Linked DNA regions of Mus musculus: region 1 is linked to region 2. The links are chromatin loops, found by intact Hi-C in ENCODE. Cell type or tissue: gastrocnemius. All regions are shown on one strand.

What was found. Hi-C counts contacts between places; a loop is a spot of excess contacts. Peaks named below come from ENCODE experiments on the same cell type or tissue, not always from the same donor. Only the 100,000 strongest peaks of a DNase experiment are listed, where the experiment ranks them.
Region 1: it touches region 2 in a loop (3-fold over the local background); 2 of 42 quality-filtered maps call a loop at or near these places.

What each region holds. Positions count from the first base shown.
Region 1 is chr15:71,926,708-71,934,707 of GRCm38, forward strand. Col22a1 (collagen, type XXII, alpha 1) reads right to left here. Exons shown (of 64, transcript NM_027174.1): 22 at 6,702-6,755. Among named protein-coding and RNA genes, the nearest start is that of Col22a1, 100 kb to the right of the region's middle. In gastrocnemius, no CTCF peak of the experiment used is centred here; a DNase peak (open chromatin) is centred at 3,978; H3K27ac peaks cover 1,816 bases.
Region 2 is chr15:72,038,437-72,046,436 of GRCm38, forward strand. It overlaps a transcript of Col22a1 not described here. Among named protein-coding and RNA genes, the nearest start is that of Col22a1, 8.2 kb to the left of the region's middle. In gastrocnemius, no CTCF peak of the experiment used is centred here; no DNase peak of the experiment used is centred here.

The DNA.
Region 1 (8,000 bases), 110 kb before region 2:
TCTAACGCCCTCTTAGGGCTTAGAGACCATAGCCACACTTCTGCCTATGTAATAACTCCTCTCCATTTCAACTGGACAAAAATCACAGCCTGGGGCAACACATCATCCAGGAAGGCCCAACAACAATAAGAATTATAGGCAAAATGAGGAAGCACATTTGAGATACGCATTCCCTACTATCATCCACAAACAAATGAGTTAGCATCTCAAGAGCTGGGCACAGAGCCCCGAGCAGCTGTGTTAGCTTCAGCTGAAGCCAGGGAGCAGCTGTGTGCACATCCTGAATCTGACAGGTTCCCTGGAATAAAGAGCAATCTTATGAACGGTAGTTCTGCTTCCTGAAATTTTCATTTTCTTCTCTTTCAAACTGCAGCCCAGCACAGTATCTGGATAAGTATTCGTAATTTATCACGAGGGCAGATTTTTCAAGTGATTCTGGATGCCAAAATGTTAAGCAAAACTGCTATTTCCAGGGCAGCCTGTTTGCCCATGGAGACAGGAAAGGCTGATAAATTCTAAACAGCAGCAAACCTAGCTAGGATGTGTTAACATAGCCACTGATGGAGCCATTAGCATACAAAAGGCTTGGCTGTGCCTGTCAGCTAATGTGTGCCTTATGGTCTTTCGCTCAGCTCTTTTCCATGCCTCCAAATGTCTAGAATGATCATTTCCCACTGTTTGGATCTGAAACCTGGTGTTCTGGGACTACTTAGAATGTCCTAACAGAACCCTGGCTCCTAGCCCTGGAATGAATCAAATAGTAGCCTGTGGCCCAAACACTGCTCCCATCTGGTCCAGCAGGAAGTTTTAACAATGGAAAGTGGAACAAATGCCACCCAAACTGCCACTGACAAAAGCCTGCCCATGTTTCTCTCTGAAACCTGACACGAGTCAGAGCTGGTGGGTCTCACGGTATTCGTGTTTGGCAATCATGAGACCTCTGTGCCAAGGGAAACAGACAAAAGATATCCACATCTGGGGAAGCACACAGGATGTACCTGATTGGAAAGTAAGAGCCCTGGGTCTCTCTCCAAGGAGCTCACGGCTGGGAAAACAGCTCACAGTTTTGATCTCTTGGGTGGGGGTAACAAGGCTCAGGCTGTGAAAAGGGTAAAGCCAGGCAGACTTGGCTCTGATCAATGTCACCTTAGAGACTAGGTGACGCTGGAGACTCTGACCCATTTCTTCAGACCCCCTAGTTACTAATCTGAGACTAAGATACCATACCCCATGGTACTTTGTGAAAACCAAATGACAAATGTAAAAGGAAAGTCAGGGTAGGGAGACGGCTAAGTGAGTGAAGCATGAAGGCTTGGGTCTGAACATCAGGAAATTAGCACTAAGTGGAAAGAGACAGACTCCTGCAGCTCATGGACCTTACACTGTATCCAATGTATCTAATACAATCGAGGAGCCTTGTCTCACATCCTATTGTGGAGGAAATAACATATTCAGTGGAAAGAAAATACCTAGCATTGACTTCTGGCCTCCACACACATGTCCTCACACACATATAAACTACTACACACACATGCAGAGGAAAACTTGCAAAGTTGCAATCCTGCCCTTCAGTGACTGCCAACCACTTGTTTCTACCACCCCTTGGCACTAGTCCTACAAAGATGTATGCCATTAGAAGAGTGTGCCCTCCTGACGCTGGTACATAGGAAATAACACAGGCAGTACAGGGAGCCTCTGTCTTGAGGCGAAAGGGAACCTCAACTTGGAGAGGATTATCTATTTAGTTTTCCATAACTGATGGGAGGAAACCAGGAGGTGTGAAAATAACCAAAGGTCTATAAGAGATTGCCGTGAGCTTGTGCAAAGAGCAAAGAACAGAGATCAGGAGGAGTTTGGGAAGGGAACTGGCTTCCCACTGTGGGTTGCCATGAACTTCATCCTCATGATTCAGTATTCCAAATTTTACACTTAGCTAAAGTTCTGGACACATTTTTGTCTTGCCAAAACAAGATCCCTCTAGGACTCAGCATAAAGAGCTAGGTGACACCCAATTTTTCTCCTCTCATACTAGACATTCCCTTGTCCAAGGTCCATACCCAGCTGACCAGATACTAGTCCTGGGCCCTGCCCTTCTTCATGCTACACAGTCATGTGTGTGCCCAGAGACCTGATTACACCTTTGATTCATTTTTTTCTAGTACACAAGTTACCCAAGACATTACCGATGTATATTCCAGATGATTCTATGTATTGGATAAGTTTTTCACGCATATATAAACTCATGTTTTATAGGTGTGAAACACTAAACGTGCAGTTACAAACCTAAGGCTGGCTCTGGCTCTTGCACTAGAATGTTCCAGATTCCGATAAAATTGCTCAGGTCCTAACTCCAATTGACAATGGTTCCTGTCTCCTCCTTACCTTCTAGATCAGGCAAATGGGTAGGCTATGGCAAAGTGCAGGCAAGCACTCCTTATCTACTGTGCTGTAACAAGGAGCTAGGTATCGCTTCAGCCTGGGTACCAATCATCTGCGTTCACCATGCCAATCGAGAAAAACATCAGTGTTGTCCAAAATGAGTGCATTTACCTTGCCAAAGATTCTGCTGTCTGTCTATGACTAATCTCTCTCTTTCTCTCTCTTTTTAAAAAGTGGGCCCAGATTCCTTCTCCTACCTGTTGTTTTAGGCTATCTTCATTCACAGTCTAATTTTTTTTTAATCTGTTCCATTCCTTCATGAAGCCCGAGTGTGCATCCTGATGTTTAGGAGTGCTTCTTGATGCTTCTTTGATGGAAATCGATGGGGAGGAAATGACAGGTGGCAAGCAAGAGAAGCAGCGATACGACTTTTGAGTAAGTCATCCTATCTCAGGCAGTCCTGACTCAGCCAGGGACTAATGTCACAGGAAGCTGCTCCTGAGCCCACAACATCTCAATTAGCTGTTTCTCTCTTCCGTTTTTGTTGCAGGCATTAAACTCAAACAACGCTCACAGGATGGAACACAGCCAGAAATGGTGAGCAATTCCAGACTAGAAGAGGGGCAGAAGTCCCTGAATTCCCCAAGTCACCAATTGTTAAGCCATTAGAGGCAGCAGAGCAAGAGACAGACCCTCAGTTCTCCCAGTGCACCCTGCAGCAATGTCTTACTTATTGCTTCCCTGTGCTAGACCATGGACCCTCAGGAACCACCTTCTGCCTTTTACCCAGTCTTCTCCATGCCCAGCCTATGAACTGAGCCATGTTGGGACCTCAACAACTTCTGCAGCCTCCATGTGTGTCCAACTCTGAACCGAGATTCCATCTTATCATTTGGTCATCAGGAGGCTCCTGACTGATGGTCTCCCTCTTCCCTCTATAATTGTTTCCAAACTCAAATGAATGGTTTCAGAGCACAAGTCTGGATCCTCGCTGTGGTATCAAACATGACAATGAGCAAATGCAGTCAGGCACAAAGAAGTCAGAACACGCTGAGTACTGGGGTAAATATTTGATGAAATTTCAAGCAGATTTGGGTTGGATCATGGTATTACAGTTCAGTTTCTCATAAAAAAATCCTTTATCTTTTGGAGACAGTGTGCTAAAATATTCATATGTAAATTGCAGGACTAAGAATTGCTTCCAAACTCAAGCCCAGTGATGGGCAGACTGAGTGTTGATATAAATAAAACAGACGTTTCAATGACTTCATAAATGTTGAAGTGGATATGGGAATATAGAGGTTCACTAGGCTATTCTTTCAATGTTTGCATATTTTCCCATAATAGAACATGGTGAAGGCAGCCCATATTGCTCCACACTTCATACTAAATAAAAAACACAGTCCTTCAAAGACCTCCAGGGCTGAACACTAATTGTTCTCAGGTTCTCTTAGCTTCATTCCCCCTGCTAGACCCTTGATGGCTCTAAGAATGCCTTCCCTAGATATGCCAAGAAGTCCCTGTCCCAGGGCCCCAGTAAAGGCTGCTCATGTCCTTTCTACAGCTGTCAGCCTGGCCAGCTACCCCATTGCCTGAGAGCCTGCTCAAGCCCAGCATTCTCTTTGGGACCTTTCCACACCAACTGCTTAAACACTAAACAGCTGTGTCTGCATCCCTCTGCCTGCCAGAATATCAGCAGTAGGTACCCTCAGTAGACCACCACCATGGCGAGTCGATGATGAAGAAACTTTTGTTGAACTTATAGTAGAAGGAAAGGGAGGAAGATATAAGGCTAGGGTAGGACAAAGGGAAAAGACCAAAAGACCAAGAAAAAAATGTGGAAAGGGGAATGGAAGGGGCAAAGTCCCCAAGGCCATGACTTTGGAGTTTTAACTGATTCATGCCCAAACTAGAGATCAGTACACATAAGTCATAGTAGCTCCCTTCTATGAACACTTCCTATGTTGTGCAGCCATCTTTAGCATCCCATTAACTACAGGGCTGCAACAGACAGTATCTGCTCCCACATCACTCCCTGGAAGCATGGCAGCCTTCTCTAAGCTGGGCTTCCCTTCTCTTCAGAATATCTCATCATCTTTATCCACCTCCCAAGAGACCTGATATAACCTAGCCTTAGGGGACTTTGAGCATCCGACTGGAGAGTGCACATCTTTTGGGGAAATTATGAGAGAGATAGCAGAATATCTATGCAATGTCAGAGCTCAACACAAGGTGTGGAAACATGGGGTACACTGAGAGACTGTGCAAAGGCAGGCAGGCTTTGGAGAAGTATGTGGTTTTGAGCAGGAATACCCAAGGGGCTGTTGAGCAATTGTGTTCTACCAGGGTCTAGCCTTGACTTACAGAAGCTATTGCCAGGTCTGGCACATAGCTGGAGCTTGCTACACTCCTGTCTCATTCCACTCCAGCCACAGCTCTACCTTACCCTCTCCATCTTTTTGCTAACTCTCAGAAACTGATTGCTTAGTTCCCAAGTCCCTTAATCTGTGTTAAAACTGGACTGAGCCAAGCTCACTTTTTAGATGTGGTTGAGGTGGCTCACAGAGTTTAAGCCGTTCTTAACATGGCAGAAGATGACTTGGGAACCATACATGGTAGGTTCCAAGCAATCCCAAACAATAAAGCGTGGGTCTGATCAGCTAGCTCCCACAAGATATTTCTTCTCCACTTGGTGGGTAAATTGAAGATATGAATAGAAACTGTCTATACTCATCATTCTGTAAAGAGCTCTGTGTATCATGCTAATATTATATCAGGGAAAGCAGCACCTGCAGGAGTTCAATGACAGTGGCGCATAAACACTAAATGTATAGCATGTGAACATAATTGCCTTCTCTTAAGATGGCCTGTGAACATGTTCAGAGGATAAGAGCCCCAGCACTGCGACAATTTGCTTCTTATTCAGAGCATCCTTTCTCACAGCATCTCAGACATTATGAAGCTTCATATCTATAGTAAGAAAGCAACAGGCTTGCAAAGACCAGGTGCCATACAAGAGCCACATAGCGTCCATGTCAAGGCCATATACTTGTTTCAGAGCCTAGACTCCTTCTACTACAGGGGAGAAAGCAATATGGCGACCACTTCATCTGGCTGACTGGGGAAATTGAAGCAGCCTATGGCTGAGTATCCTGAATGTGACTCTATTTGTTTCCCACCCATAGTATGGTGCCTTGGACATGTCTTTCAACATCTCCCCTAGACTTTACAATGTTTGAGACCTCACCAGTAGACGAGGACAGGTAGGGTCTGTTGAGTGAAAGGGGTCACACACAATTTCAGGGTGAAAGCTGTGAAGTGTTGTGGACCCAGCTCTCTCATTTGATCCATGGCAGGCATATAAAACCATCCCCCAAAGGAGCTACATAATCTTCAAGCTAAACAGGGCATTAAAGTAGGAGGAACAATGCTCCATCAGATGCCAGGACCTCTGCCTCCCATGGGTCACTAACTCCATTGCCTCTGGATGCAAACCTGCAGAGCAGAGAAGCTTACTGTGCCAGGAGCTGCCTGCCTCACTATTGGATGTACTTAACCTGTGGAGAGCTCCTTGTGGGAACTAAAAGAGAGAGCACACGCTTCGGAGTTCACGTCCAGCAGATGCACGTGCGTTCTTCTACAGACTGAGGACACAGAGCTGAACCTAAGTCCTGGCCAAGTTTGCCAGGAAGCATCCAACAGAGTATCTGGCTTGCATATGCTTCTTGAGCCCTCCTATCAAAGCCTCTTACATCATTCCAGGTGTGCAAACTTTTACACAGGACAGCTTCTAAATTAAACTAAATCTAATTGCATCAAATTGACTACCGTAAGACAAAATGTTCAATAATGATATAGATCTTCAAATTAAAGTTGGAACATGTTGGCAGATTGTGACTTTTGTCTCTATTTTCTCTAATACTTGTCTCCAAATTAAATTCCCTCATCATCTCCTGTGGGAAGCTCTGGCTCCTGCTTGCCTGGGTCAACTGCTGATCCCTGAATTATATATCCTCTTTGGCTTGTTGGCTTCTTTCTTTTAGAATCCTGATTTCTGAGAAGTGTGTGCCTCTATGTACTGGACACAGCCATTCAGACTCTTCTCCATGTTTCCAAGGCCCAGATCAACAAGGTGGATACTCAGCCAGATGAATGAGCCAAGCCCAGTCTTTCAGTTTTCAATTTTCACTGCAAGTTCCTAAGGCTGAAGAAGCTGGATGAAGAGATTTGAGTCCTCTGTTGGATGACATGCAATGGTGGCCATGCAATTGAGGCCAGCGTGGGTGAGTAGGGGCATCAGAAAGAGAGCATGGGTTACTTACTCGGAGACCTGGAGGCCCCGGGGGTCCATCTCTGCCTTCTGGGCCAATCAAACCCTTTGGAAAAAAAGGGAAAAGGAGAGAATGTTATGTGTGGACTTCCATGGCATGGCATGTGCTCTCCCCTCTTGCTGTCATTGGACGGGAACATGTCACTGCCTCCAAATAGGAAATGATGGGGTCAGAAGAGAAGAAGCAATCCATGATCTGCCATCTACCCTAAAATATACAGACTGACTGCTATGGGCTTTTAAAACATGTTTAACCAGGAAGACATGTGCAGCATCACACACTTTGCAGAAGAGCACACAGAAACGGCATGGCTAATGTAGTTAGTAGTTTGCATAAAGCACACAGAGAAGAATCACCTAAAGCAGTGTATAACTCTTAAGTATCTCCACTCTTTCCATTATTGCTACCTCGAAGGAATTAGCTTGGGTTTTCTGACTCTTGGGAAACAAAAAACAAAGTATCAAAGTTAGTACAAACAGAGCCTGGAAAGATGGCCCCATTGTTAAGAGCATTTGTTGCTCTTAAAAAAAATAATAAAGTTGGTGCAAATAAAATTATCTATGAAAGGTGCATGTCGATTAGAGAAAGAATGTTGAAGGCTGTAAATTTTGTGTGACCTCTGGGTTGGGAGTCAGCAGACATTGGCAAAGTCTGATCGTGTCTTCTATATAGTGGAGATGGTGTATCCATCTGCTAAGCAATTGAAAAAACCACATGAAGAGTGAACCCTCAGGCCTGAACACTCCATCATAATTGTTCAGAACATGTGAGACCCTCAACTCAAGCTCTGGCTCTGTCGCCACATCCTGCTGTTTTTCCAGTAAAGTCTTCCTTGAACTTCTTTCCTTATCTTAAATAATCAGCATCACGCAGGCGTGGTCCCTATGGTCAATGGTTGCATGACTCTTTGGTGGCCAGTCTCCTATTTAGAGCCATGCTCTTTTCTTTCTCTATCACCATGTAAGCAGTAAAGCGAATCCACCTGTGGCGTAGGATGAACGGCAATGCACAAATTCTCCTTCCTCATAAGGAAGTGGCTTGTGCCATGAATTGGTAAGATTACCAGAATCTGCTTCATCCTAGGGAAGGGAGGAATGTCACCAGCATTCAGATGCAGAGTATCATGTGCTGTTCCCCCGAATATATTTTCCTCTCCCTGGGGTTGCTGAGGTTCACAAACTCAAAAATTTTCTATTCTCCACTGCAAAGTCTTAAAAGCCAGTGTCTCCTGGGAGAATGTGGCTACTTTTTGCCCTTGTCCAGGCATGGATCTAAATTTAGCTGGGTAGG
Region 2 (8,000 bases):
AACCATGCCTCTGAGCTCCAGTGGGCTTTCTTATTCATCTGGAGTAAATTTTATAGCTATAAGTCATAAATTCCATTTTCTCAACAGCCAAAAACAAGATCCAGAAGGGTTGGGGGTTCTGCCATTGCTGTTATCCTAGATTGGTGCCTGCCTAAAGCAGGGAAGCAGTGGACAATGATAAAACCTAGCCATTGTCCTGATATCCCTCCTAGGACTCCCTAAGGTCCCCCCAGAAAACAGTAATGATGCCACCATTCATGGACACCGGTAAAAATGCCTGTGGCCGGACACAACTCCAGATGTCTCAGAGGCATCTTGTTTCTGATGTGGATCACACCTGGTAAGATGATGGGCTATCCTTGATGCAGGAATCTGGTGAAAGATGTTTGAGTTTGGCAGGAACTAGCTAAGAGGGACAGAGCCTGGCTTCCAGCCCAGGTTTGTCTTTTCCAGAGATTTGTACTTCTCTATGCTGGCCTTAGAAATAACTTCAAGTTTTCTGTTCACTTTATTTGTGAGTGTCTACTCACAAAACAAATTCTTATTTCATGGGGAACTTAGATTTCCTTCCCACTGGCTCTTTTTCTGCTTTCTCTTCAAAGTAACTCAAACCAAGGCATGATGATACCCCACTGGGTGGGGCTTCCAGGCCCAAAGCTTTCTTTTTCTTTTTCTTTGTTTTTTCTTTTTAATTTTTGTGTGTATCCATGTATGGCGTGTGTGTGTGTGTGTGTGTGTGTACCACAGCCTGAGACTAGAGATCTAAAGACAACCTTAGGTATTGGTCTTTGCCTACAACCTTGTTTGGTAGAAGGTTTCTTATTTTTCAACACTGCTTGCACTGGGCTAACAGGCCTATGAGGTCCAATGGTTATCCTGTCTCTCCCTCTACCTTCTTTTTTTTTTTCCTATTAGATAATATTTATGATGCCATTATAGGAAGTAAGCATAAATGAGTTGAGTTCTTAAGATCTAATTTTTCAGAAGACTATTCTGAACAATAAGAGCAAGCTGCTGAAGTTCTTATGTTTACTTATCTTCACTGATATTATACTTTTTTTGTTGTTTTTTTGTTGTTTTTTTTATTTATTACGTATTTTCCTCAATTACATTTCCAATGCTATCCCAAAAGTCCCCCATACCCTCCCCCCCACTTCCCTATCCACCCATCCCATTTTTTTGGCCCTGGCGTTCCCCTGTACTGGGGCATATAAAGTTTGTGTGTCCAATGGGCCTCTCTTTCCAGTGATGGCCGACTAGGCCATCTTTTGATACATATGCAGCTAGAGTCAAGAGCTCCGGGGTACTGGTTAGTTCATAATGTTGATCCACCTATAGGGTTGCAGATCCCTTTAGCTCCTTGGGTACTTTCTCTAGCTCTTCCATTGGGAGCCCTGTGATCCATCCAATATCTGATTGTGAGCATCCACTTATGTGTTTGCTAGGCCCCGACATAGTCTCACAAGAGACAGCTCTCTCTGGGTCCTTTCAGCAAAATCTTGCTAGTGTATGCAATGGTGTCAGCGTTTGGAAGCTGATTATGGGGTGGATCCCTGGATATGGCTGTCTCTAGATGGTCCATCCTTTCGTCTCAGCTCCAAACTTTGACCCTGGGATTACAGATGTGTTCTCTTATATCTGGTTTTATCTGTGCTCTGGAAATCCGAACTCTGATCCTCATATGTACTTGTGTGGCAAGCATTGAATCATCTCTCCAGCCTCATTTCTTTAATTTACAACTTATATCAGTTCCTCCAATGTCAATAACTCCTTAAAAAAAAAACCCATGTGCCCTCCTTGGTAATCATGGGCATACCAGGATAAACTTCATCTTCCCTTGGATCTACTGTATCATCCCTCATCATCTTAGTTGGAAGCACCCTCAAGCTATAAACGTCCACTTTACAGGAGAATAAAGCGAATGCCCTAGGTTTGTTTGTTTGCTAACTTCTCTTGGAGCTAAGAAGAGGCTGAGCCACTCCACGATTTTGAAATCAGTCAAATGGCAGGGATTGCAGCAGCATCAATAACAGTGACAGTCCTGTCTCTAGTGATGCATTGTTCATGAGAAATAATATTCCCAAATATGCCTAGATCAGCTCCTCATAGGATAGAGAGAATTGATAATAACCAAAGCATTAACACAAGGACATTATCAAATAAATAATGAGAAGTCACTCAGGTGGCCATGCTATGGTATTAAATAGCAGAGAGAGAGAGAGAGAGAGAGAGAGAGAGAGAGAGAGAGAGAGAGAATAAGGCAGCTCTCCTCATCTCTCCTTTCCAAAGAGCACCACTGAAATGATTTTCTGTGACTTCCTGGAATTTTTTGCATTTGGTATATCCAGAATTTTTTGCATATAGTATATCCAGACACCTCCTGTTTTAGGAAGCAGGAACATATTCCCCAAACCCCATTCTGCAGCACCACTTCTTCACGCAGCCATATATGCCTTGGGTACCTGCCAACGTCAGACTATTTAACCCTGGCTCACTCTGCCAGTGACTACCTTGTGTTCTCTTTGTCTTTACTTTCATTCCACAGATGTTTAATGCTTGTTCTATGCCAGGTGCTACACTGGAGAGAGCTTTACCCAGCTTCCCACACTGCTGTTTTCTTTACGAGTTCTCAATTGATAGATATCTCTTTCCATTTCTTTTCCGTAGTTAAAATATGCTGTGGTATATAATTTTATGGATACAATCGGTGCACTAAATCCGTGGGTTCCATCTCCCTCCATTCAACCAACTGTGGATTGAAAATGGTGAACAAAATTGCATCTGGATTGAGCATGCAGACTTTTCTTGTTATTTTTGAACAAATAATGCTGTATAATAGAGATTTAAATAGAGTTGCATGGCTCTGGGTACACTACAAGTAATAGGAAGATGATCTAAGTTGGGCTATATGCAAACACTATACCATCTTATATAAGGAAACCGAACATTGCAGATTCGGGGTTTGCAAGAATGCTGGGAAGAGTCCATAGCTCATTACGCCAAAACATAGCCCCAGATTGTCAAAGAAAGCACACAATTTAAGTTTTGATGGGCACATGTCTTGGTCAGGGTTTCTATTCCTGCACAAACATCATGACCAAGAAGCAGTTGGGGAGGAAAGGATTTATTCAGCTTACACTTCCACATTGCTGTTATCACCAAAGAAAGTCAGGACTGGAACTCAGGCAGGTCAGGAAGCAGGAGCTGATGCAGAGGCCATGGAGAGGTGTTTCTTACTGGCTTGCTCAGCCTGCTCTCTTATAGAACCAAGACTACCAGCCCAGAGATGGCACCACCCACAAGGGGACCTCCCCCCTTGATCACTAATAGAGAAAATGCCTTGCAGCTGGATCTCGTGGAGGCACTTCCCCAACTGAAGCTCCTTTCTCTGTGATAACTCCAGCCTGTGTCAAGTTGACACAAAACTAGCCAGTACAGCACATTTCTTTTTTTCTGGATCACCTTGAATATTAGACTCCAACAAAGAAGGGCTGCACGTCTTGAGCAGCACAATGCTGCAGAGAGTCTTTGGAGCTGCAATGCTAATCAATAAACTGGAGGACTGGGGAAAGGCACACATTCATATTTATCAGTTGTGTTAAACAACCCACACACTAACTGATCTTGCTTGGACGATGTGTGGGTATCCCCTGAATGTGCGGGAAATGGGCCAGACTAGGCCACACCCACACCAAGGCTACAGTACCACGCACATTGTGTAGGTGATGAGACAGAAGACAAGAGCTATTAAAGAACTGCTTGAAGCCTCACTGCCTAGCTCTGTTAAACAAGCAGTTTCCATAAGCAGCATCTTAAAGGGTGGGGAGATCAGAGCAGGAAACTCAGGATTTGCAGGGTTACCAGCTGATGGCGAACAAGTCTAGAGAAAGAGTTGGAAAAGTGGCCCAAAGGAATGATTTCTAAATGTTCCAAAGCCAGCTCTGGCTGCACAGAGTGGCGTTATCCATTCCTGTTGTTCCAAACAAATAAAGCTTCCTTTCTAAATTGCATGCCTCTGTCTGTATTATAGGGATTACACCTCTTCCCCATCTGCTCCACAAGCATCTATTGTGCTTGCCCTCTGGCTTAGCAGTATCAATTATTTTGACAAACTGCTTGTGCTCGCATGCCCTGCCTGAAGTCACGCTCACTCACCTTGTACTGGGAGAAAGAAAAAGCTTCCAAAATATACCTACAGGGTGAAAATAAACTGGAGTGGGTGTCTGTAAGTTTGGGTGACCTCAGGCCCCAGCTAGATCTAACACTCACAGCCCAGCATCCTCTCTTACCTATCCCATATGCACTGAATAAGTTAACCTTGAAAATGACCTTCAGAATCAAAGCCACCAGTGCGGTGAAGTCGTGGGAAAGCTGAGGCACCAGCAACCACGGGGTGGGCATGGTCCCCCAGGCTCCAACATGACATGCCCCTCCTCTTCTCTCCTTAAAAGAACCCTTCTTTCTCTGGGTACAATACAGTGAATATGGCTGGAATTCCAAGCTGGGTGGGATATTCCTGCATTGTGTAGACCACAATGAGCAGTTTTCTGTAGACCACAGGCCTCTCGGTATGGGAATTCACAAGGCTAAAGATATGCTGTTAAGAAGGGGCAGGGGTTCCAGGGTTATTTATTTTTTTCTTCTTCAGAAAACAGTCCCACAGACTTTGTCTGCCCTCAAAGCAGGTCTTCAGAGAATGCCCCACTGGCTGGAATACTGGGACCATGCTACATCTTGGCAGAGTCCCAGACATGGAAGGCTTATGGGTTCTGGGAGGGCTTAGTTCTGGCTGAAGGCTAAGTGAGGCAGGATCCCAAACAGGAGGTTCACTTTCACATTAGCATGGCTTGAGGGTCAGTTTCTATACTAGTAAAAGGGAGGGCTTCGACACTTCAAATTCTCTTTCATCTTTAGAATGTTCTGTCTAGGACTGGCTGTAAACTACACAATGTCTAGAGCAAGACAAAGACTTAGGGTACCTTTGGCAAACAGCAGGGCAAAGTGATGTCAGAGGTGCAGAAATGCAGCTCTCTCTTCTTGCACACTCAATCGAGGTATTATTGTGGTTTTGTAATTTGCTATTTAATGTTGCCTAAGTAAAGGAAATTTAGATTTTTGCACAGCCTGCAAGAGTGCTGTTCTCCATCTTTGTACTGTATGGTGACGATTTCAAAAGCAAAAGAAGAATCAAGTACTTGGATCACACAATTTCTGTTTCATTTTAATCTGTGGGTATGCATTTTAAAAATATTTATTTTTATATGTGTCTATTTTTATTTGTATTGCTTATTATTTATTACTTTTATGGGGATTCTGTCTGGATGTACACCTGGTTACCAGTTATATGCCTGGAGCCTACTGAAGCTAGAAAAGGAAAGGGGATCCTTTGGGACTTGAACCCACCCACTTCTCTGGAAGAACAGTTGATGTTCTTAATCATTGGGCCATCTCTCCAGCCACCATGGGTTTGTCTTTTGATCAGATTAGCTGAAAATTTGCAAAGATTTAGAATTCAGAGGACAGCTACGTTTGCTTCACAAAATGCACACACTCTTCCATAGCCTCTCCCTTCTAGTTACTGGTCAAGCAGGAAGGACTCATGGGAAAGAGCTATGCATTACCCATCAGCCCCTCTTCCTCTAGGCCATCAGTTCTCAACTTACATAGGTCAGGATCCCTTTGGGGGTCACATATCAGATATTTACATTACAATTTATAACAATAACAAAATTACAGTTGTTAAGTAGCAGCAAAATAATAGTATGGTCAGGCTGACCACAACATATAGACTTGCATTAAAGGATCACAGCGTTAAGGAGGGTAAGAGCTACTGATACAGGCTATCGTCTTCCAAATGGGTAGGGAAACAACAGGATAAGAAAGGATGTTTCAAGGTTAACTGGCCATCTGTGGATCTTATAAGGTCACTGCGTTCTTAGGTGTTATATTAGTTTTTAATCACTATGGAAATACACTTGAGAATAAAACTTTTTTTTTTTAAAAAAAAAGGAAGGCTCTACTTTGACATATGGTTTCAGAAGCTTCTATTAGCCAGACCCCTTTCTTTAGGGCCCTTGGTGAGTCATAATATCATGGCATCCAGAGGACAGAACAAAGCTGCTCAAGTCACTCTAACCAAGAGACCGAGAACGGAAAGGCAGATAAGCAAGGAAACAAACATACATTTAAAAAGCTTATCTGTTTTCCCTAGTTAGGTCCTACTTCACGTCGGCAAAGCTGCCCCTCCCAGTTATGACATCAAGCTTTGAATCCATCAGTGGGCCCAATGGTTAGGACAGAAACTTCATGCTTAATTTGAAATGCTTCTCCTCTGAGTATTGCACTGGGGAGCGCAGCTTTCCACGTGGGAGTGGGAGTTTAGCAGTGAATAAGAGTAACACATGGTCTGTGTCAAGGAACCCATGGCCCTCAGGATCACAGTGCTCCAAGCCTACTGGCATCTGACCCCAGGTTTCTTAGCCTTACTCTGCTCCTGAGCACAGGGACCCTTCGTCTTTTGTTCCTGGGCTATATCTGAGAAATATGCAAAGAGAGGAAGGTTGAACACTGAGCGCATCTACCTGTTCTCCTGTCCCATAAGACTTCTATGTATGTGACACAAATGTATGGATAAAACTATTAAAAATTTCAAGATAGTGACAGTAGAGTTTTGTACCAAGATTGAGTCTCCTATGAGTATGAAGCTTCATGCTACCACCTACACCTCAAACCCAGGAAGCCAGTCCTCTCCACTGCCTCCATCACCTTTTACCTCTCCAGGACTTGGCCTATTCGTCTTGACCTAGACCCTCCACATGGATCAATAAATCCAGGACATATATCCACCTGTTACTAGGCAACCTCAACAGAGTGTTTTGCACCCTCTTAATGCCAGTTTCTGCATCTGAAAATTAAGGCTCTTATAGAAAGTATCTATGGTTTTCATATACGTGTCATTAAATTAAACCAGTGAAACATCTGGCATGCACGAGGATGCTTATTTTAACAATCACAGCAGTATCTTTCCAGGTGGGTAGGAGATAGAAGCAAGTGGCTGTGGGCTGGGCAAAAGTTGGCTCCAAATATCTGTTTTAGAGCCAGAAATGGTGACACATACATGTAATCTCAGATACTCCATGAGGTGAGACAGAAGGATTATGAAGTCAAGGAAAGCCTGAGAAACTTAGTGAGCCCCTACCTCAAAATAAAATTTAGAAAAGGCTGAAAATATAGTTTAATAGCCAACTACTTGCAAAGCATGGAGACCCTGTCTTCAGTCACTAGTAACAGGCATGTGTGTGTGTGTGTGTGTGTGTGTGTGTGTGTGTGTGTGTGTGTGTAAATCTGATTTGGGACAGTGTTGAAGCTGTTGTGATCCCAGGATTCCAGTCAAGAACTCTGGATGGTCTCTAATGCTAGACAGGAGCTCACAAACCGATCAGGAAACTGGGACAGAAACCCAGCTTCTCAACAAAATGGAGTCTACAGGCCATGAACCCGGGATGCAGATGCTCAAAGCTTCCCCCACCTCACCTCACTCTTCACACCTTTCTCTGGATCACCCAGAATCCAGGCAGCAGGGGCCGTTGTCTTCTGGGCTCTGGCCTTTATAGAAGTGTTCAGATCCCTTCCCAGGTATCTTTGGTGATGCTTCAAATGAGAAATACTTCCATGCAACGGGGAATCCCTTGGCAGTGGATGTTTTAAAATAAAAATAAGAAAGGAATGGGAAAGAGGTGGTAGAGGCAAAAATGAAGGATGAGGTGAGGGAAAGTTGGGGGGAGAGAGGAAAAAAAAGAAAGGAAGGAAAGAATAAGGAAGGAAGGAAGGAAGGAAGGAAGGAATAAGGAAGGAAGGAAGGAATAAGGAAGGAAGGAATAAGGAAGGAAGGAAGGAATAAGGAAGGAAGGAAGGAAGGACATACTGGATACTGGTTAAATTTTATGTCAACTGGACACAAGCCAGAGTCATCAGAGAGAAGGGAGCCTCTATTAAGAAAA